Linked DNA regions of Homo sapiens: all the other regions are linked to region 1. A link is a loop called in an ENCODE intact Hi-C map of the cell type or tissue named here. Cell type or tissue: ascending aorta. All regions are shown on one strand. Region 1 overlaps PICK1 (protein interacting with PRKCA 1). Region 2 overlaps TPTEP2-CSNK1E (TPTEP2-CSNK1E readthrough). Region 3 overlaps TMEM184B (transmembrane protein 184B). Region 4 overlaps MAFF (MAF bZIP transcription factor F).

Region 1 (5,000 bases):
ACCCCGGTGAGTCTGCGACAGCTCATAAAAGGCCCGTAGGAGGTTCTTGGTGTGTTCCGTCATCCCTGTGGGAGAGACCGAGTGATGCGGAATGGGGACGCATGGCGGGGACCACACTGGCCCAGGGCAAGGCCTCCAATTGCCCATGCCACCCAAGGCCTCTGCTAGGCCCTGATACATGGCCTTTCCCCACCGCCCAACCACAGCCCAGGGGTAAAAGCTCAGTCCGACCCAACCCGTGAGGAGCCCCATCAGACAGGGGCGCCAGCATTTTGTAAGATGCAGGGGTACACAGCCTGCTGTGGGCTTTAGCCCTGGGACAGTGTGGGATTCCGGGGGACTCTCGCTATGTTTACAAGTGCTATTCTCTGAATTTTTATGAGTATCAGGTTTTGTTTTTTTTGAGATAGGGTCTTGCTCTATTGCCCAGACTAGAGTGCGGTGGTGTGATCTTGGCTCACTGCAACCTCTGCCTCCCTGGTTCAAGCGATTCTCATGCCTCAGCCTCTCGAGTACTGATTATAGGCACACACCATCATGCCTGGCTAATTTTTGTATTTTCAGTAGAGATGGCGTTTCACCATGTTGGCCGGGCTGGTCTCAAACTCCTGACCTTAAGTGATCCGCCCACCTCAGCCTCCCAAAGTGCTGGGATTACAGGCGTGAGCCACTGCACCAGGCCCCTGAGTTATTTTTAAATTCAGAAGAAGTATATATTCTTAAGAACTCTTAATGCCCATGGTCCTAGTATTTTGTAGGCTGGCATTCCTAGTGCCAGCACCCCTGTTGCCACTCTGCTGAGAGCATGCTCCCTGGGGTAGAGCTAGTGCCAGGACGAGGCCACCCCCCACCCACCTTTGTATAGCTCAGCGGTCCGCTCCAGCTCCTCTAGCCTCTTGACAAGCCCATCTGTCGGGATTCAAAGAAGAGGGGAGGTCAGTGGGCTCAGCAAGCCACAGGAGGCCCAGGGCCATGCTGGGGAGGGGAGAGGCAACCCCAGAGGAGAACCAGGAAGGGAAAGATCAGGGGTCCCAGGGAGGGGGATTTGGCAGCTCGGGTCAGCTGGGTTCAAAGGTGTTTTGTAAATGACTAGGCCCTCCTCATGGCCAGCGGAGGGTCCGTGCCTAGCAGGCAAAGCTCCCACACTTCTAACACAAAGCCTGCTGACAGCTGGGGAGGAAGGCTGGCAGGGGCCATAGGAATGGAGATGGAGCAGCCAGGCCTCTAGCGCAGGAAGGACATGGTCTCTGCCTCCCAAGCACACAGATGGCTCAGAAGGGAAAACGCAACTTGGGGAGGGAGGGGGAAATTCAGGAAGGCTGAGAGAGCTCACACTGGGAAGAGGCCTTGGTGATCAGTCATTGGCTTAGTGTTTCTTGAGCACCCACTGTGTGCCAGCCACCATGTCAGGCTCACTTTGAGCCAAGTCTTGCTCTCAAGGCTGAAAGCCCAGCAGAGAAGCCAGCCCAGTGGCCGGGCGATGGACAGCAGTGTGATGGTGAGGGCTGCAGGGGAGAGGTGGGGCAGTCAGGTGCTCTCTGCTCCCCAGCCTCCTGTGTTGACCTGGGTCAGGGTTTTTTAGCAGAAGAGGGGAGGAGCGGAGGCTGTGTTCAGGCCTCTCTGGGCAGGGAGGTGGCAGTGCGACAGGCTGTCGGGGAAGGAAGGGAGCAATTCAGAGGTCTTGGGGAGGCTTTGGCCACCCGGTGGCCTCCAGGCCTGGGTTCCCCAGAGCCTTAGCACCTGGCCAGCGGCAGGAAAGGAGCCATGTAAGCATCGTGTTGTTGTTTTTAGCTGGGTCATGGGACATCATGACAGCTTCAATTTTAGAAACCCTATTTAAGGCCAGGGAAATTGCAAGGTTTGGGGGGAAAAACACAACAACCAGTTCTAATTTCATCTCAACGGCTGGTAACTACAGTAACAGGGATTTATAGGCACGGCACCAGGAGGCTGAAAATAGCAGCCGCCACTTTTGTACACCATTTGGAACAAGCTCAGTCCCCACCCCCACTTCCTTAGCCAATAAAGCCCAGTGTGCCCAGCTGAGCCTACAATTTCTAGAAGTATTTATATCTACCCCACAGGCACACTGCAGAGCTGCTGCTATTTTTAAACTCGGACTGGCGACGGTAGGAGGGGGACTGAGTGTTTCGCTGGCCACCCCAGGGAGGGAAAGTGTGTGCGCATGTGTGCATGCGTGTGTAAATGTGCATGTACACGCCTCCCCCCTCGCCTGCGCAGCCACCACGAAGGGAGGACCTGCAGAGGCAAGGGCAGCAGCACCACCTCCTGGACAAAGGAGGCAGGAGGTGGGCCGCGAGAGTGCTGGGGTGAGGGGTAAGGGGCTGAGGGCAGGGGCAGAGGCACCTCCCCACACTAAGTCTATTTTCCCATCTGTGACCTGAGGGGCACTGGCTAAGACAGCCCAGCTGACAGCTGTGGACCCTCCGGGAGCTGGAGAGGCCTCTGGGGGTACAGAGATGGTGACTTCTCAGTTCCACGGGCAGAGGCCAGGGTCAGACCCGCGGGACCCACAGCAGCTTGGTGGGCAGCCATGGTGCCCCCCACTCTTCTCAGCCTGGGCTTGAGTCCCCGGGGCCCCAGCTGGGTGGGAAGGGACTCACCATTGCACAGGATGGCCCGGCTCAGGCCCAGAGCATCTGCGGTCCCTGAACTCATGTTCTCCACCAGCCGGTGCTTGACTTTCTTCAACACTGAGCGGGGGACAAAGGACCTGGTGAGTCTGTGGCTGCCCAGAGGCCATCCCTGCCCCCAGCCTTACCTCCATGCACAGGGAGCACCCCACAGGGGGCAGAAGGGCTGCTGGGGGTGGCTGTGAAGTGGGGAATGTCCAGTGGGGAGGTCCTAGGCCCCTGCCCTATTCCCTCTGCTTCACAGAGGTGCTGGCAGCCTGGGCAGTTAAACATGAAGCGCTTCGCCCAGGGCCTGCTACGCAACATCAGCTGCTGGTTGCTGAGAGCCCAGTGCTGCCCGGGCTCAGCACAGGCTAATGGAAGCCAAGGAGGCCTCTTCCCCTCCTCTGTGTCACATCAGGACCTAGGGTGTCACATAAAGGGGAGGGGGAGAAGAGGGGCCCCTGGGCTGGTTATGTGAAAGTAATGGGCACCATCAATGACCATGAAGCTCGGACCCCAGACTCAGTTACTGCATCTGACCAGCTTAGTCCTAGGAAGGGGACTTAGTCCTGTGTTGGAACCAGAGGGTTTCGGAGGGAGCTCCCAGATAGATCCAGCCTGCCCTTAGCCCCTTGGCCTCTGGCCCTAGGGTGTATGAAGGGGATTGCTGGGCTCCAGAGCTGAGACCTAGGTGTGCGCTCACCAGGGGCTGCAGCGCCCTCTCTGGGTCTCAGGCTTTGATCCATAATGTGAAGCGGCCGGTCCAGAGGACTCGAAGCTGCTGTCCAGCTCTTGAGTCTTAAAGTTTCTACAGAACCGAGGCTCAGCCCCTCTAACAGGAGGGAACTTGTCCCAGGGCGCAGACCCTCTGCCCAATGCCTGAGGTCCAGTTCAGATCCAGAGTCCCCCTGGGAGCTGATGGCAGGAGAGGCCAGGGAGGAGTGCGCTGTGCTAGAGGGCATGAGGCGCCAGGCCAGGGTTAGGCTGCTCTCCCTTTATGAAGAGTGAGGCCCTGGGCCATGGAAGCCGAGGCGCTGGCCTGCAAAGGACAACCCTAGGGTAGCAAGTCCCCAGAGGAGATGGCAGAAGCAGGGAGGTAGGGGTGAAACGCGGGGGAGTGAGAAACCAGGGACAGAGTACAAGAACAGATGCAGGGAGAGCACCGGGAGGCCTCCCAGGCCTTTCAGATTTGCTTGGTCAGAGGTCAGAGCCCACAGCCATGTAACTCTGGATTCTCCTGTCATAAAGGGGAGGGCAGGGCTGGCTGTGGCACTTCTCCTTTGGGCCAGGGCCCATCCAGGGAGGCTGCTGGACACCCGTAACTGCTCTGACCAGCTTACCAATGTCCAGGGACATGCCCTGCTTGGGGTCCGCCTGCAGCTTGTTGTAGTGGATGGTCACCTCCCCCTGGAAGAGCAGCACACACAGACTAGTGAGCGAGGCTCCACACCCTGAGCCCCTTCCCAGCCAAGACTGTTCTGGACTGAGACTCCTGAGCCCAAGGCCGGGTGCGGTGGCTCACACCTGTAATCCCAACAATTTGGGAGGCTGAGGCAGGCAGATCACTTGAGGTCAGGAGTTTGAGACCAGCTTGGGCAACATGGCAAAACCCCATCTCTATTAAAAATACAAAAATTAGCTGGGCGTAGTGGCGCGTGCCTGTAATCCCAGCTGCTCAGGAGGCTGAGGCAAAGAATCACTTGAACCTGGGAGGCGGAGGTTGCAGTGAGCTGAGATCACACCATTGCACTCCAGCCTGGATGACAGAATGAGATTCTGTCTCAAAAAAAAAAAAAAAAAAAAGAATCCTAAGCCCCAGTAAGGGCCAGGCTGAGCGCTGTGACATGGCCCCACCTTGTGACCCTGTCTGATCCCAGGCCCCTCCCTTCCTACTCTACATCCAAGCCCTGGGGAATCAGTGGGGACAGGGCCGGCACCGGGCCCACAGCCTGGCGGTCTCTGATGTCTTGTGCTTCGGCCAGGTCAGGCTCTCCTTCTTCCCTCCCCACGCAAACCACACTCCAAGCCTTTGCCGTGTCATTTCCCTACACTGATTATTCCCTCCTCCACCCCAAAACACCCCATCCCCAGGAATCCCTCTACTCATCGAACAGCACATCTGAGCACTTGCTCTGTGCCTGGTGCTGGGGCACCAAGGGGAGGGGCAGGGGCAGCCCCAGCCCCGCAAGGCTGATGCGAATCAGGGAATTACACAAACCACTTTCTAACGACTGCTCAGGAGACAAAGGCTTCTCCCAAGAGGACTTGCCTGAGCACGGGAGGGCGCTGTGTTCACTCTCATCCTTGCAAACCAAAAGCCCTTGAACTTGGGACCACATTCATCCAAATATAAAACAGGATTTT
Region 2 (5,000 bases), 280 kb before region 1:
ATTTCTTCCCCTCACATTCACCCAGAATGGGTCTATGTCCAGCCTGGTGGGGACCCTGCCTGGGCTGGGGGCTTGTCTCCCCACCAAAGAGGAGATATAGCAGGTACAGGCACCAGCACATGGCGGGGCTCAGAATATCCCCGCTGGATTGAATATGTGACTTCAGTCCATAGAATGAGAGGCTCCTGGCCGGGCGCAGTGGCTCATGCCTGTAATCCCAGCACTTTCGGAGGCTGACGTGGGCAGATCACGAGATCAAGAGATCAAGACCATCCTGGCCAACATGGTGAAACCCTGTCTCTACTAAAAATACAAAAATACAAAAATTAGCTGGGTGTGGTGACACGCGCCTGTAGTCCCAGCTACTCGGGAGGCTGAGGCAGGAGAATCACTTGAACCCAGGAGGCGGAGGTTGCACTGAGCCAAGATGGCGCCACTGCACTCCAGCCTGGGAGACAGAGGGAGACTCTGTCTCAAAAAAAAAAAAAAAAGAATGAGAGGCTCCTGGCCCAGCCTCACCTGCTGATTAGCGGGATGTAGAGGCTTTCTAGTGCTGGCTTCAGATCTTGTCACTCCACTGTCACCTTTGTTGTCTCCAGTGCCCACCTCTAAACTATTGTATTAAAATTATAGAATAACATGTTTTTAAATCAGCTTGCTTTTTTTTTACTTGAACAATTTTATTATTTTATTTTTGAAACTGAGTCTCACTCTGTCACCCAGGTTGGAGTGCAACGGCGCGATCTCAGCTCACTGCAACCTCTGCCTCCCAGGTTCAAGCGATTCTCATGCCTCAGCCTCCTAAATAGCTAGGATTACATGTGTGTGCCACCACGCCCAGCTCATTTTTGTATTTTTAGTACAGATGGGGTTTCACTATGTTGACCAGGCTGGTCTCGAAATCCTGACCTCAAGTGATCCGCCCGCCTTGGCCTCCCAAAGTGCTGGGATTACAGGCGCGAGCCACTGTGCCTGGAACAATTTTATTTTAAAAGGAAACTTCCTATCCCTACATAAGTGGAAACCAGTATCAACTTGCCACATATGGAAGGTAAAAGTGAAAAGAAATAGAATGAAGTCAAACAAGGAGTTTCTATTCTAGCCAGGTACTCCTGCTGGTCAGTGCTGGGCCCAAGGCCCAGGACCTGCCTCTCTGACTTTTGTTTTGGTTTCATTTGTTTTTTTTAGGGGGACAGGGTCTCACTCTTGCCCAGGCTGGAGTGCAGTGGTGCGATCTTGGCTCACTGCAACCTCAAACCCCCGAGCTCAAGCAGTCCTCCCAATTCAGCCTCCCAAGTAGCTGGGACCACAGGCACACACCATCATGCCGGGCTAATTTTTGTATTTTTTGTAAAGAGGTTTTCACCATGTTGCCCAGGCTGGTCTGTAATTCCTGGGCTCTAGTGATCTGTCACCTCGGCCTCCTGAAGTGCTGGGATTACAGGACCACAGCCAACCTCTGCCTCTCCATTGACGAGGTTGATAAGGTGGTGTAGACGGCTAGCACTCGATGGAGACCTCCTGACCCCATCAAAGGGAAGGGGAAAACACAGGAAGCTCTCCCACTGTGTGGTCAGGGCTAGTACCAGCTCTGTCCCTGGGCCTTGACAGGGCCTGGAGACACCTTTGGGAGGAGCAGTTCCAGCCCAAACTCCTGCAAGGGAGGGATGGAGAGGGGAGAGGCTGAACACAACCCACCTGGAACCCGGGGCTGGGCCCGATGCTTTGAATACCAACTTAATCTTCACAACAGCCTGTGAAGGGTGTGTGTATGCACGCGCGCGTGTGTGTGTGTACACCAATTTCTTGCTGAGAAAAAGGAGGCTCAGAGAGGTTAAGGCATTCGCTGGAGTCCACAGCAACCAAGCCGCTGGAACCCCTCCGCCGGGTTCCGAGGCCCTCGCTGTTCTCAGGCCAGCGCAGAATTGGTCCCAGGGCTGGACTCCTCCAGGTGGGGCGCCCGGAGCACTCCCGACCACCTGCTCCAAGGACACTGCCTCCTGGAAGCGTCCCTGGTTTCCCTTCGGAGGTGAACTCGTTCAGGGCACTTCTCGGAGTCGCAGTCTCAGGTGGCCAGGGCAGGCCTTCTCCCTATGGGTGCTCCCCACGTCCGCCCTGGGCTTGGCAATGAGAAGCAGCCCCGCCCCGCGTGACCAGGACCCGCCTGCAGCGCCCGCGGCGGCCACACGGGGGCAGCAGGCGAGCGCCGCCCGAATTCCCGGGTCCCAGCCTGGGCTGGACCGGAGGGCACTGGCGGGTTGCCTCGCCCCAAGAGCCTCAGTTTCTCTGTCTATATAATGGACTAGGCTGTCTGCCAGGGCCTTTTTGGTCCTAGCAATCTGACCCCAAGCGAGCTTTATTAACAAATAGAAAAAAGAAGACATAAAAACAAACAGCCGGGCGCGGTGGCTCATTCCTGTAATCCCAGCACTTTGGGAGGCCGAGGCGGGCGGATCACCTGAGATCGGGAGTTCGAGACCAGCCTGACCAACATGGAGAAACCCCGTTTCTACTAAAAATACAAAATTAGCCAGGCGTGGTGGCACATGCCTGCAATCCCAGCTACTCGAGAGGCTGAGGCAGGAGAATGTTTGAACCTGGGAGATGGAGGTTGCAGTGAGCCGAGATTGTGCCATTGCACTCCAGCCTGGGCAACAAGAGCAAACTGTGTCTCAAAATAAAATAAAATAATAAAAATAAATAAATAAATAAAACAAATGCAAAGGGGTGTTTGCTGAGTGTCCCTGATGGGTCCCACAGAAAAGTCCAGGCCCAGGTGGAGACCAAGAGCCAGGAGAGCACCACGAGTCCCCTGAGGTCACACCTGACTCCCAGCCCAACTCTGGGCCAGTGGAAACCCTCATGTCCAGATGGGGAAACTGAGGCCCAAATGGTATGGGGACTTGCCCAAGCCCTCAAATGGAGGACAGGGCAGAGCTGAGCCTGGGACTCTCACCCAAGTGGTCTCCGGGGGCCTCCCTCTAAGTCTAAGGACTTAGCAACCCCTTCGCTCACGTTTTTTGGATTTTTTTTTAAGGCAGAGTCTCTCTGTTGCCCAGGCTGGAGTGCAGTGGCACGATCTTGGCTCACTGCAACCTCTGCCTCCCGGGTTCAAATGATTCTCCTGCCTCAGCCTCCCGAGTGGCTGGGACTACAGGTGCCCACCACCATGCCCGGCTAATTTTTGTATTTTGAGTAGAGATGGGGTTTCGCCATGTTGGCCAGGCTGGTCTCGAACTCCTGACCTCATGATCTGCCTGCCTCAGCCTCCCAAAGTGCTGGGATTACAGGTGTGAGCCACCGCGCCCAGCCTGTTTTTTGGATGTCTAATGGAACCAGAACTGGCGGTCCCTTCTGTTTATGGACCCGTGCACACAGCAGGAAGGAGAGGCTCCAGAGGCCCTGGACTCGGGGGACAACCCTCGCTTCATCACCTCCTGAGGGTCCACCGCAGCCAGCCCTGGGCCTTCTGCCCCTTTCACTCCAAGATCTCTGGGCTGACCTTCATCAGCCCCTTCCACCCGCCTCAGGAGGTAGGGACAAGGCTGGGGGTGGCCTTTGCAGACCCTGAGAATGAATATTGTCCTGCATACACAGCCCAGTGGCCACGAGAGGCCGACGAAGATACTGAAGGTCACAGAGGGCCAGAGGCGGGGCCAGGGCTTGAGCCACCCTCTCTCCAGGCCCGTCTATACCATTGGGCTGCCCCCTTCAGACCTCCGGGCAGGAAAAGAAGGTAGAGGGGATATTCACTGAGCCCCCGCCTCGAGCCTGGGCCCGACCTGGGGTGTTTGCCTTACTGGCCGCTCCAGCCAGTGTGAGAGGCTGCACTATCATGCACCCCACTGACAGGTGAGGAAGGCGCTGTGACCACCAGAGGAGTGAGCAGACTGGAATTTGAGCCCAGGTCTGCTCAGCTCCTACACCCGGCACTGAGCTTCCGGTCTGACCTGGCTCTTGGGCAGGGGCCCTGCAGGCCGCCTCCCTATGTGGCCCCAGAGTCCAGAGAGCAGCAAGGAGAGTAGGTTTCTACGGTGACCTGGGCAAATGAAGACACTAACCTGTGCCTCAGTTTCCCCAGCCCTTCCCACTCACAGCAAAAAAAGAAACGAGGGCCCTTCAGCCCACCCAGGTCCCATGTTCCAGTGCTGATGTTGGGGACAGCCTGGGGCCCAGCCTCAGGAAGGCTGTGTGAACAGCTTCCTCAGCTGGGAAGTGAGGGCAAGACTGGGAAGGCCCTACAGCCACTGGATCTGGGGCCATGTTGGGGGGCCAGTGAAGGGGGCACCCCAGGCTAGTCTTCCAGGAGCTCCCTGGTTGGGGGGACAAGGAAGGACACAGGCAGGGACAACCAGGGCCACACTCAGGGCCATTGTGAGGGACAGGGATGGGGCTGTTGCCATCGTAGTGACAGAGCTGTGGTATGCTCCTGCCACCTTGCATTCCAGCCCAGGCTGCTCCCATCTTTGGCAGAGGGTGGGAAAACACATGATCCTGCCTTCCAGAGACTGTACTGGTCAGAGAAAGACATCAGCAGGAGAGCCAGAGATTCCTCCTCCTCTCCATCATCACCATCACCATTATTCTCATCACCATCACCGTCACCGTCATCATCATCATCACCATCATGGACTTCAAAGAAGTTCAAAGAATTTCCTCCTCTGGCCAGAGTGAATCCTGTTCTGTGGAAGCAGGAGGCTGGGTGGGAAGCCCTGTGGAGGCTCCACCCGTGTTTGGGTTCTGGGCAGGGATCTGGGGACAGGGGAGGCCTAATGCTTATTGCAGAAATTCTCTGCCTGGGAAGTCAGGATCACTCCTTGGAGGAGGCAGCCTGTCCTCTGAGCTTTCAGGAAAGGAACTGGTTGTGTGGTTCCCTGTAAGCTCTGGAGATGGGGCGGGCAGTAGGGGGAGGAGCACAGCAGTGTGGATGTATTAATACTTAGTGCTGGCCGGGTGCGGTGGCTTACGCCTGTAATTCCAGCAGTTTAGGAGGCCAAGGC
Region 3 (5,000 bases), 190 kb before region 1:
AATCGAGGTGTTGGCAGGGCCATACTCCTTCTGGAGGCTCTGGGGGAGAATTATTTCCCTGCCTCTTCCAGCTCCTAGAGACCACCTCCATCTGTGGCTTGTGGCGCCTTTCGCCATCTGCAAGGGCAGCAGCGTAGCAGCTTCCACTTTCCTCTCTCTGCTTCCTTTGTCACGCTGCCCTCTTCTCGCTCTCTACCTCCTGCCTTCCTCCTACGAGGACCCTTGTGATGACATGGGCCCACCCAGGTTATCCAGGATAATCTCTCATTTCAGGACCCTTAATTCAGTCACTTCTGCAAAGTCCCTTTTGCCATGTAAGGTAGCATGTTCACAGGCTCTGGGGGTTAGGATGTCAACATCTTTGGGGGATTATTCTTCAGCCTACCACACAGCACATAATAAAATCCATGGGCAGAGGGGATAGCAGCAGTAAGGTGTCCCTCAAACATGAGTTAAAATGACTCTGACGATAGAATCTGGGTGAGATGGTGGGATGCTCCCGAAATAAACTCCAAGGCAGGTGGCCAAGTTCAGTGACGACATAGCTGCGTAGCTTATCTGAGAAAGGATGTCTCTGATGGGGGGCCAGCCGGAAGACGTCTTTCCTGGAAGAGGAGGGAGGTGGGGCAGTCTTGGGAGAAGTGAGACTTTGGGTCCCACGGCCAGCTCCTGCCACATTCTCAGTGGATTTCAGGTTGGGAGGAGGGATACCATTACAGTTGAAAATAAACATAGAAATAAACGACACTGGATGTCTGCTTCCTCATCAGCCTCCCTACAGTTCTGGAAGACGGTCCAGGCCCACATCCCCTTCTCTGCTGTTCTAGAATTCAGAACGCTCAGAAATCCCAAAGGTTCTTCTAAGTCTGCAGCAGACTAATTTCTGCTGCAAAAATCTGACCTGAATTGATGTGATACTAATTATGGCCTTTAAAACTATCTTCCTTAGGGTGACTAACAGTATGTTTTCCTATGAAAGTACTATATGTTTGCTTTTGGGGTGTTGCACCCACCCTTCCAGGAGTGTCACTGTGTCTAGCAGCATAATCCTTTCTAAAATCTGAAAAATTCGGCTGGGCACGGTGGCTCATGCCTATAATCCCAGAGCTTTGGGAGGCTGAGGTTGGTGGATCACTTGAGGTCAGGAGTTCGAGACCAGCCTGGCCAATATGGTGAAACTCTGTCTCTACTAAAAATACAAAAATTAGCCGGGCATGTGGCTTATGCCTGTAATCCCAGCTACTAGGAAGGCTGAGGCAGGAGAATCGCTTGAACCTGGGAGGCGGAGGTTGCAGTGAGCCGAGATTGTTCCTCTGTACTCCAGTCTGGGTGACAGAGTGAGACTTAGTCTAAAAAAAAAAAAAAAAAAATTTGGAAAAATTCTAAATTCTTAAACCCATTTAGTCCAAAAGCCTTAGCTACAGGACAGTGCACCTGGACTTTTCTCCCTAAGAAACACAGTCAGAGAGGTCCAGTCACCTGCCTCAGGCCCAGCTTAGGTGATAATGCTGAGGTTCCAACTCAGTTCCCTGTCTCAGAGCCTGGGACAAAGTGCAGACTGCGTGGCCTGGCCTCTTTGCCACCTGCTGGGTGGCGTGTGAATGAGAGACAGGTGTGGAGACTGCACTCACTGGCAGGTAGGCTGTATGTGGGGGAGGTGGGGGTCCTTGAATTTGTTTTCTGTCTGATCTGCAGCCTGGAACTGAGCCAGGGGGCCTTGTCTGGGGAAGGACAGAGAGGCAGAGAGATTGCAGAGGAGAGGGGAATAGCAGCAGCCATTAGGAAGCCTTGGGCCTTTGCCTATCACTATAGCACTGCTCTCCAAACTTCCTTGGATCACACAGCCCTATCAGTAAAAAAGAAACCAGAACAAAACCTCTTGAACATGCACCCCCAATATGTGGATATTGGTGTAATTATAAGTGTATGTTACAATAAGTATACACGTATATTACTTTACTGTTTCAGTGTGTACGTAATAAAACCTACACCAAAAACAGAAACCAAAGGCCAAGCTAAAGATGTAATAAAGAAAATTTTTACTTTGTTGACGGTACAGAAACCTCCTGGGTTCATACACGGGGTCATTTTTTGGAACGTGCGCTTTCGTGATCAGTGAGAGAGAGTTTGGAAGGTCTGGCTGGCTTCACGTTCGGCTTGTTTAGAGACTGGGTTTTAATGGCTGCTTTCCCTGCAAAAGATCCTGTCTGGGACAGGAAGCTGCACACGGAGCAGACGCATCCTTGGCTTTCTTTCTAAATCGGGTTACTCATTTTTCCATCCCGTCCACTGAGTATGCAAAGGATTTGTTGAAATTTGGCCGGTACATTTCCATCCTCCCTGATGCCAATCACGTTTTTGTAAACGAAATGGAAGGTATTTTATTTTAAAATTCTTAACAAGCGAGTCCAAAACCCACTAAAATGCTTTGGAAAATTTTTAATGGACTAGAAAATTCTGTTACGTAGCTTTTTAGGAGTTCAGCTATGAGAGGATTTTTTTTTTCTTTTTAAAGTCAGTGACAGACATATTGTTTTGGTGCATGCCAGTAATACCAGCTACTTGGGAGGCTGAGGCAGGAGAATCACTTGAATTCTGGAGGTGGAGGTTGCCGTGAGTCGAGATCGCGCCATTGCACTCCAGCCTGGGCAACAAGAGCGAAACTCTATCTCAAAAAAAAAAAAAAAAAAAAACTATTAATGTCCACTTCCAGGCTTTGATACTGTACTACAGCTAGACTAGACGTCACCCGTTGAGGAAGCTGGGTGAAGGGCATACAGGACCCTAGATTCTATTTTTGCAATTTCCTGTGAACCTACGATTATTTCAAAATAGAAAGTTTAAAAAGTCTTTATCAAGTACAGATGCACACCGAAGTATTTAACATTACATCTGGGGGACAGGGAAAGATGCAACAAGATTGCGCAGTGTTGCTAACCGTTAAAGCTCAGTGATGGAGAGGTGGAAAAATTCATTACACTATTTGTTCCAGTTTTGTATGTTTGAAATGTTCCATAATAAAAAGCTTTAGACAGCAGAACAACAGATTTTTCTATGAAATGTGTAGTAAGATGGGGAGGGACTCAGTTTGTATCAGAGATTTATTGGTTATCTTGTGGAAAAGCAATCAATAAGGATTGTTGGCCGGGCATGGTGGCTCACGCCTGTAATCCCAGCACTTTGGGAGGCCGAGGTGGGAGGATCACGAGGTCAGGAGTTTGATACCACCCTGTCCAAGAGACCAGCCTGGCCAATAAGGTGAAAACCTGTCTCTACTAAAAATACAAAAATTAGGCAGGCATGGTGGTGGGTGCCTGTAATCCCAGCTACTTGGGAGGCTGAGGCAGGAGAATTGCTTGAACCCGGGAGGCAGAGGTTACAGTGAGTTGAAGATCACACCACTGCACTCCGGCCTGGGTGACAGAGTGAGACTCCAAATCCAAAAAAAAAAAAAGGTCCCCTGGGCTAATTTTTGTATTTTTAGTAGAGACGGGGTTTCTTCATGTTGGTCAAGCTGTTCTCAAACTCCCGACCTCAGATGATCCACCCGCCTTGGACTCCCAAAGTGCTGGGATTACAGGCGTGAGCCACCATGCCCAGCCCAACAGTACTATTAACTGAAGTACAGACCTTATTCAGTTTTCTGCATTTTCATGTAGGGTGTATGTGTAGTTCTCTTCAATTTTATCACATGTAGATTCATGTAACCACTACCACTATCAAGATACAAACTGTTTCATCACCTGGAAGGAACTCCCCTGGTACCCTTTAAAATTACACACCCCCACCCATCATCGTCACTGTCCTCTGCCAACTACTACACCATGCTCCATCTTTATAGCTTTGTCATTTTGAGCATGTTACATAAATGGATCATGCAGTATGTGACCTTTTGAGATTGGCTGGTTTCACAAAATGTAACACCCCTGAGATCCATCCAGATCACTTGTGTGTATCAGTAATTTGTTCTTTTTTCTTGCTGGGTACTATTCCATGGTCTGGATATACCAGAGTTTAACTTTTTGCCTGTTGAAGTACATGGGTTCTTCCCAGATTTTGATGATTACAGATACGGCTGCCGTGAACATTTGTGTACAGGCTTTTGTGTGAATATACGTTTTCATTCCTGTAGAATAAATGTCCACAGTGATTACTGGGTTGTGTAGTAAATGCATGTTAGTTTTATAAGAAACTGCCGGGGCCAGGCATGGTGGCTCACGCCTGTAATCCCAGCACTCTGGGAGGCTGAGGTGGGTGGATCACAAGGTCAGGAGTTCAAGACCAGCCTGGCCAATATGGTGAAACCCCGTCACTACTAAAAATACAAAAAAAATTAGCCGGCCATGAGGCCGGGTGCGGTGGCTCACGCCTGTAATCCCAGCACTCTGGGAGGCTGAGGCGGGCGGATCACAAGGTCAGGAGTTCAAGATCAGCCTGACCAACATGATGAAACCCCGTCTCTACTAAAAATACAAAAATTAGCTGGGCATGGTGACACGCGCCTATAATCCCACCTACTCAGGAGGCTGAGGCAGGAGAATAGCTTGAACCAGGGAGGTGGAGGTTGCAGTGAGCCAGGATCGTGCTACTGCCCCTCCAGCCTGGGGCGACAGAGTGAGACTCCGTCTCAAAAAAATAAATAAATAAAAAAAATTAGCTGGCCATGGTGGCGGGCACCTGTAATCCCAGCTACTCAGGAGACAGAGGCAGAGAATTGCTTGAACCCGGGAGGTAGAGGTTGCAGTGAGCCAAGATGGTGCCAGTGCACTCCAGCCTGGGCGACAGACCAAGGCTCTGTCTCAAAAAAAAAAAAAAAAAAGAAAGTGCCAAAGTTGTTTTCCATGGTGGCTGCACCATTTTATCTTCCCACCAGCAATGTGTGGGAGATCAGGTTTCTCTGCATCCTTGCCAGCATTTGATATTGTCAGTATTTTTTATTTTATAGGTATATGATATATATTTTTTGGTACCCAGGTATGGGATGTGAAGGTGTTTTCAGT
Region 4 (5,000 bases), 150 kb before region 1:
GCCCGGGTTGCTCTTGGACTCCTAGTCTCAGATGATCCTCTTGCTTCAGCCTCCCAAAGTGCTGGGATTACAGGTGTGAGCCACCATGCTCCGCCAGAATCCAGTCCTAAATTTCATTGTGCCCATGGCTTTGTCTTCCCAGGAGCTCCTGTGCTCTAAGCAACCAAGAGGAAGCATCGAAGTTTCAGCATCACTGGTCTCTGTCGCCATCTCCCCTCCACCTCATACCCTGTGCAATAGCTGGTGATGTGCACTAGCCCTCCCCGCCACCAGAAGCCCTAAGGGGTTGAAAGCAGAACCCCATTTTAGACACCCCTCGCCAAAAAACATAGTCCAGGATACACATTTATTCTCTGTGGAAAAAGAAAGAATTTGACTTTATTTAGAAAGTCTACAAAATACAGAAGACGATAACTCGCTTGCTGTAAGTCAGGAAATAAATAAATTCTAGGAGCCGGGCAATATTTTTTAACTTTTTTTTTGAGACAGGATTTTGCTATGTTGCCCAGGCTGGAGTGCAGTGGTGCGATCTCAGCTCACTACAACCTCTGCCTTCTGGGCTTAAGTGATCCTCCTGCCTCAGCCTCCCAAGTAGCTGGGACTACAGGCATGAGCCACCATGCATGGCTAATTTTTGTATTTTTTGTAGAGATGGGGTTTCACCATGTTGTCCAGGCTGGTCTCAAACTCCTGGACTCAAGCGATCCCCCTCCTTGGACTCCCAAAGTGCTGGGATTACAGATGTGAGCCACCGCGCCCGGCTTAAACATTTTTTGTTGTTGCTCTCCGGCTTTCCCTAAATATAAGATAAAATGTGATTTATTTGCAGATATAAAATATAAAGCCCAGCTCAGGGCCATACGCCACTTTTCCCAGGGAGCAGGAGCTCGGGCTCTGGCTGGGGAGAATAACTTAGATCCGTGCAATAAATAAACAGTGGGGAGGGGCAGTGTGGACAGTGTTGGGGGAGGGACTGAGACTGGGCTTCCCAGGAGAATGACAATCAAAGGCAGGGGTCAGCCCCCACCCCACAGTGGACACTGACAGGGGTTGAGGTGGGACCCTTCTTCTTAGGACCCCACTCCAGACTGTAGTAGGACTGCAGGGTCTGTCTCCTTGTCTCCCTATTTGCCACAGCAGTCCATGGCCCCCTTTCTCTGACTGGCCAGCCCCCGGACACCCTGGCTGCAGGGACAGCCTAGGGCTGAGCCAGGCCAGCTCCTTCCCACTCTTCCATCCGTGTCACCTTCTCTCTCCCTCTGCTTCTCTCCCCCTCCCTTGCAGAGAGCGGTCTCCCAAGCCAGGGAGGCCCTCCCACCACATTTCTGAGTCCCTGTCCACTGTCCCCCTGAAAACCATGGCTGGACTCAGGGCAGCAGTGAGGACACCCAGGTTTTGGTCCCAACACAACCACTAAGTGAAATGTGACCTCAGGCCTGTTTCCCCATCCGTGAACTGGGTTTCACTAGTCTTCCCACCCACTCTTTTAGTTTCGGAAGGCCAGGCACCCCCAGGCCCAACCAGAGGTGGGGGCATCTCTTCAGTGCAATTTCTCAGCAGGACGGTCCCGTAAGTCACAGACAGCCAAACCTAGCTTTGAATCCTGGGAGGGTTTGGAGGGCATATTGGCACAATAAGAGCAGTTTCCAAGATGAGGGGTGCCCTCTTCTCCCCCAACAGCTGTTCTCTAAGCCGGCTCTGTATCTCTCAATCTAAAAAGGCTAAACTTTCAGCCAAGGGCGATCCCAGATCCAGACCTCTGCCCCATCCCCAACCTACCCAAGTTCCCCTTCCCAGGGTCATTCGGTCCCAGTTTGGGGGGCTGCAAGAGGAAGACAGGGCCCACGAAGGGAATGTGTGTGCACCAAGGGGCCAGTGCTGCAGAGAAATGGGACCTGGGCACAGAGGCGGCGCTCAGGCACTTTGGGGAGGGAGCTGAGGCCGGAGGGGCGTGGCTGAGGCATGGCGGGGGCGGGCACTAGGAGCAGGAGGCCGGGCCGTGGGCGGGGTCCGGGCCGTGGGCGGGGCCAGACCCCGAGCCCGGGGTGGACTTGACGATGGTGATGACGCTGGCCGGCGCCACGAGCGTGGCGGGCCCGCGGGCGGCGGCCACGGAGCGCGCGAAGCCCTGCAGCGCCTCGCACTTGCCGCGCAGCGCGTCGAGCTCCAGGCGCATGGCGGCGTTCTCGCGCGCCAGCTTGTCCACCTCGCGCTCCAGCTCCGACTTCTGCTTCTGCAGCTCCTCCTTCTGGCACACGCGCTTCACGCGGCAGCTGGCGGCGTAGCCACGGTTTTTGAGTGTGCGGCGCCGCTGCTTGAGCCGTGTCACCTCCTCGGCGGAGAGCCCGCGCAGATGCCGGTTCAGCTCGCGCACCGACAGCCCCATCAGCGCCTCGTCCGACAGGTGCGGCGTGTTCTCGCTCAGCTCTCGCTTGATCTGCGGGCATGAGGAAACTGAGGTCCAGGGGACTGGGGACGGGCCCCCCCGCTCCACCCGCGGTGTTCCTCTTTCACCGCCTTAGCCGCCGAGGTGGTGGGTGGACTTGATCCAAAACCCCGAAGGGGAGCAGGAATCCGGGAAGGGGAAACCGGGCCAGACTAGGATCGGGACACAAAAGGAGGCCACCCCGGGGCTCAGCCTGAATTCTAACCTAGCGCCAAGCCCTGGACTCAGCCAGAGAAACCCAGGTCGGAAAGCACCTTTGAATGCCCCAGGGGACATTGACCCGATGGGGAAGGAGGCCTGGAGAGGGAAGTGACCTACCCCAGGGACATGCAGCCTGTGACCAGAGCCCAGGCCTCCTGGTCCCAGCCCATGGCTGTGGCCCTTCCCTTTGGCATCATGAAGGCCTGGTGCCTGCTGAGCCACCCAGGGGATTCCAGGAAAGAAGGGGAAGTTGGGATGAGGAGGCTCTGCATGGGCAGGGAGGGAGGGCTTCACTGGGTTGACAGAGGCTGCCTCCTCACCTTTAGAGCTTTGCTGGATAGGGGATCCACAGACATGTTTGCAGAAGGTGCCCTCTGGGCTGCAGACCTAGGGTAGAAAGGAGGTCAAAGTCACTGTTTTGTTTTTGGTTTCCCATTTAGAATAAAATCCAAACTCACTACCTTGCCATTCAAGGCCTCTGCTATCTTAGAACTGATTCATACCTGCCACCTTCCTCTCTCCACATTGGTCCACAGGCCTCCTTGAATGGCTCCTTCCAGCCGCGGGAGCTGTGCACAGGCTGTGCTCTTTACTGTTCTAGCCCCATGGTGACTCCTCATCATTTAGGTCTTTGCCCAATGTCACCTCCTCAGGAGGTCCTCTTTGACCATTCTGGCTAAACGCCTCTGTGTCACATCACATAACCCCGCCTATTAACCCTTGTAACAGTCACCTCTTCTGCATTTCTCATGCTTGGTTCCTCATCTATGATTTGTTTCTCCTTCCCACTCCTCCTCCACCAAAACGGAAGCCAATGAAGGCAGAGGCCTTCCCTGTCTCACCACGGCATCAATATGCCTAAATCAGTGCCTGGTATATAGTAGATGGCTCAGTAAGTGTGCACCAAATGAATAGATGTGCCTCTCCTGACCATTCTTCCACATGGGGCTTGGACATGTGCCTTTGATTTGATTTTTCAGAACTTTTCTTTCTCTTTTTCTTTCTTTCTTTTTTTTTTTTTTTTTTTTTTTTTGAGACAGAGTCTCACTCTGTCACCCAGGCTGGAGTGCAGGGGCGCGATCTTGGCTCACTGCAACCTCCGCCTCCCGTGTTCAAGGGATTCTCCTGCCTCAGCCTCCCAAGTAGCTGGGATTACAGGTGCCTGTCACCACGCCCAGCTAATTTTTTGTATTTTTAGTTTATTTTTATTTTTAGAGACAGGGTTTCGCCATGTTGGCCAGGCTGGTTTTGAACTACTGACCTCAGGTGATCCACCCGCCTCAGCCTCCCAAAGTGCTGGACAGGTGTGAGCCACTGTGCCCAGCCAATTTTTCAGAACTTTTCTTAAAGTATAACCTACATACAGAAAAGTACACACAGCATATGTGCACCAGTAAATGCCTTTACACAAAGCCCATCCAGCACCCCGTAAGATACAACATCAGCCAGTCCCCTCTCTCCCCAGGCCTCCTTCATCTAGACCTCTGTTTTGGGAAAGTTTTCCCAACCTCCTGGGGGCTGCCCCATACTAACTCAGCATGCCCTAGGCAGATGGGGCAGCCATCCCTAGACCAATGAGGGCCTCTCATCTCCTAATCCTCCCTCCCACAGGCCTGACAGCCACATGCTCCTTCAACAACTATTTATTGAGCTCTTTGCCAAACATGTACTTGGTAATGGGGAGAAAAAGGTGAATAAAACTCGTGGAGGGTCAGTGGTCATTGCTCTGGGCTGGAGAAGGGGACCATCTCCCAAAGTCCCCTTTAAAGCAGCAGTCCTCTCTGTCTCTAGCTGATAGGATCTACTTTGCCAATCCTCTCAGGTTCTCCGCCATGAGAACCTGAGTTTTCTCATCTGTCTCCAAGGGGAGGGGGCAGTGATAAGAAGCCAAGGAAAATAAAGGAAGATAGGCTGGGCGCGGTGGCTCACGCCTGTAATCCCAGCACTTTAGGAGGCTGAGACGGGCAGATCACCTCAGTTCAGGAGTTCAAGACCAGCCTGGCCAACATGGCAAAACCCTGTCTCTACCAAAAACACAAAAATTAGCCCAGGCGTGGTGGTGCATGCCTGTAGTCCCAGCTATTTGAGAGGCTGAGGCAGGAGAATTGCTTAAACCTGGGAGGTGGAGGTTACAGTGAGCCGAGATTGCGCCACTGCACTCCAGCCTGGGAGCCTGGGTGACAGAGTGAGACTCCATCTCAAAAAAAATAAATAAATAAAAAGAAAACAAAGGAAGATGCTTTGTGATCTGAGCTGTAGCATCCTATAAACACGTACCGTATCGGAAAGAGCATCACCCAGTTTTGTGGACAGCAGAGGGCAAAAGCCAGATCCAAGTCCTGGTTCCTTGAGC

What was found. A loop is a pair of places that touch in the nucleus more often than their neighbours do. Peaks named below come from ENCODE experiments on the same cell type or tissue, not always from the same donor. Only the 100,000 strongest peaks of a DNase experiment are listed, where the experiment ranks them.
Region 2: it touches region 1 in a loop (7-fold over the local background); 81 of 110 quality-filtered maps call a loop at or near these places.
Region 3: it touches region 1 in a loop (9-fold over the local background); 6 of 110 quality-filtered maps call a loop at or near these places.
Region 4: a loop joins it to region 1, with 2.5 times the contacts of the local background. A loop is called at or near these places in 11 of 110 quality-filtered maps.

What each region holds. Positions count from the first base shown.
Region 1 is chr22:38,066,747-38,071,746 of GRCh38, reverse strand. It overlaps PICK1 (protein interacting with PRKCA 1), which reads right to left. Exons shown (of 13, transcript NM_012407.4): 5 at 3,977-4,043; 6 at 2,625-2,714; 7 at 856-909; 8 at 3-65. Among named protein-coding and RNA genes, the nearest start is that of PICK1, 12 kb to the right of the region's middle. In ascending aorta, a CTCF peak has its summit at 2,305 (motif pointing left); DNase peaks (open chromatin) are centred at 2,126 and 4,566; H3K4me3 peaks cover 995 bases; H3K27ac peaks cover 5,000 bases.
Region 2 is chr22:38,350,505-38,355,504 of GRCh38, reverse strand. The region is part of intron 4 of TPTEP2-CSNK1E (TPTEP2-CSNK1E readthrough); the gene reads left to right. It also overlaps the pseudogene TPTEP2. Among named protein-coding and RNA genes, the nearest start is that of CSNK1E, 36 kb to the right of the region's middle. RefSeq lists a silencer at 2,064-2,303. In ascending aorta, a CTCF peak has its summit at 2,171 (motif pointing right); a DNase peak (open chromatin) is centred at 2,144; H3K27ac peaks cover 501 bases.
Region 3 is chr22:38,254,671-38,259,670 of GRCh38, reverse strand. All of the region lies in intron 1 of TMEM184B (transmembrane protein 184B), which reads left to right. Among named protein-coding and RNA genes, the nearest start is that of TMEM184B, 16 kb to the left of the region's middle. In ascending aorta, no CTCF peak of the experiment used is centred here; DNase peaks (open chromatin) are centred at 561, 2,250 and 2,600; H3K4me3 peaks cover 1,701 bases; H3K27ac peaks cover 4,679 bases.
Region 4 is chr22:38,211,857-38,216,856 of GRCh38, reverse strand. It overlaps MAFF (MAF bZIP transcription factor F), which reads right to left. Exons shown (of 3, transcript NM_012323.4): 2 at 2,968-3,034; 3 at 350-2,437. The coding sequence starts at 3,003. The coding sequence ends at 1,979. It also overlaps a transcript of TMEM184B not described here. Among named protein-coding and RNA genes, the nearest start is that of SNORA92, 10 kb to the left of the region's middle. RefSeq lists silencers at 1,885-2,254, 2,425-2,474, enhancers at 2,470-3,051, 4,565-4,709 and a cis regulatory region at 4,637. In ascending aorta, a CTCF peak has its summit at 2,246 (motif pointing left); a DNase peak (open chromatin) is centred at 1,991; H3K4me3 peaks cover 727 bases; H3K27ac peaks cover 2,741 bases.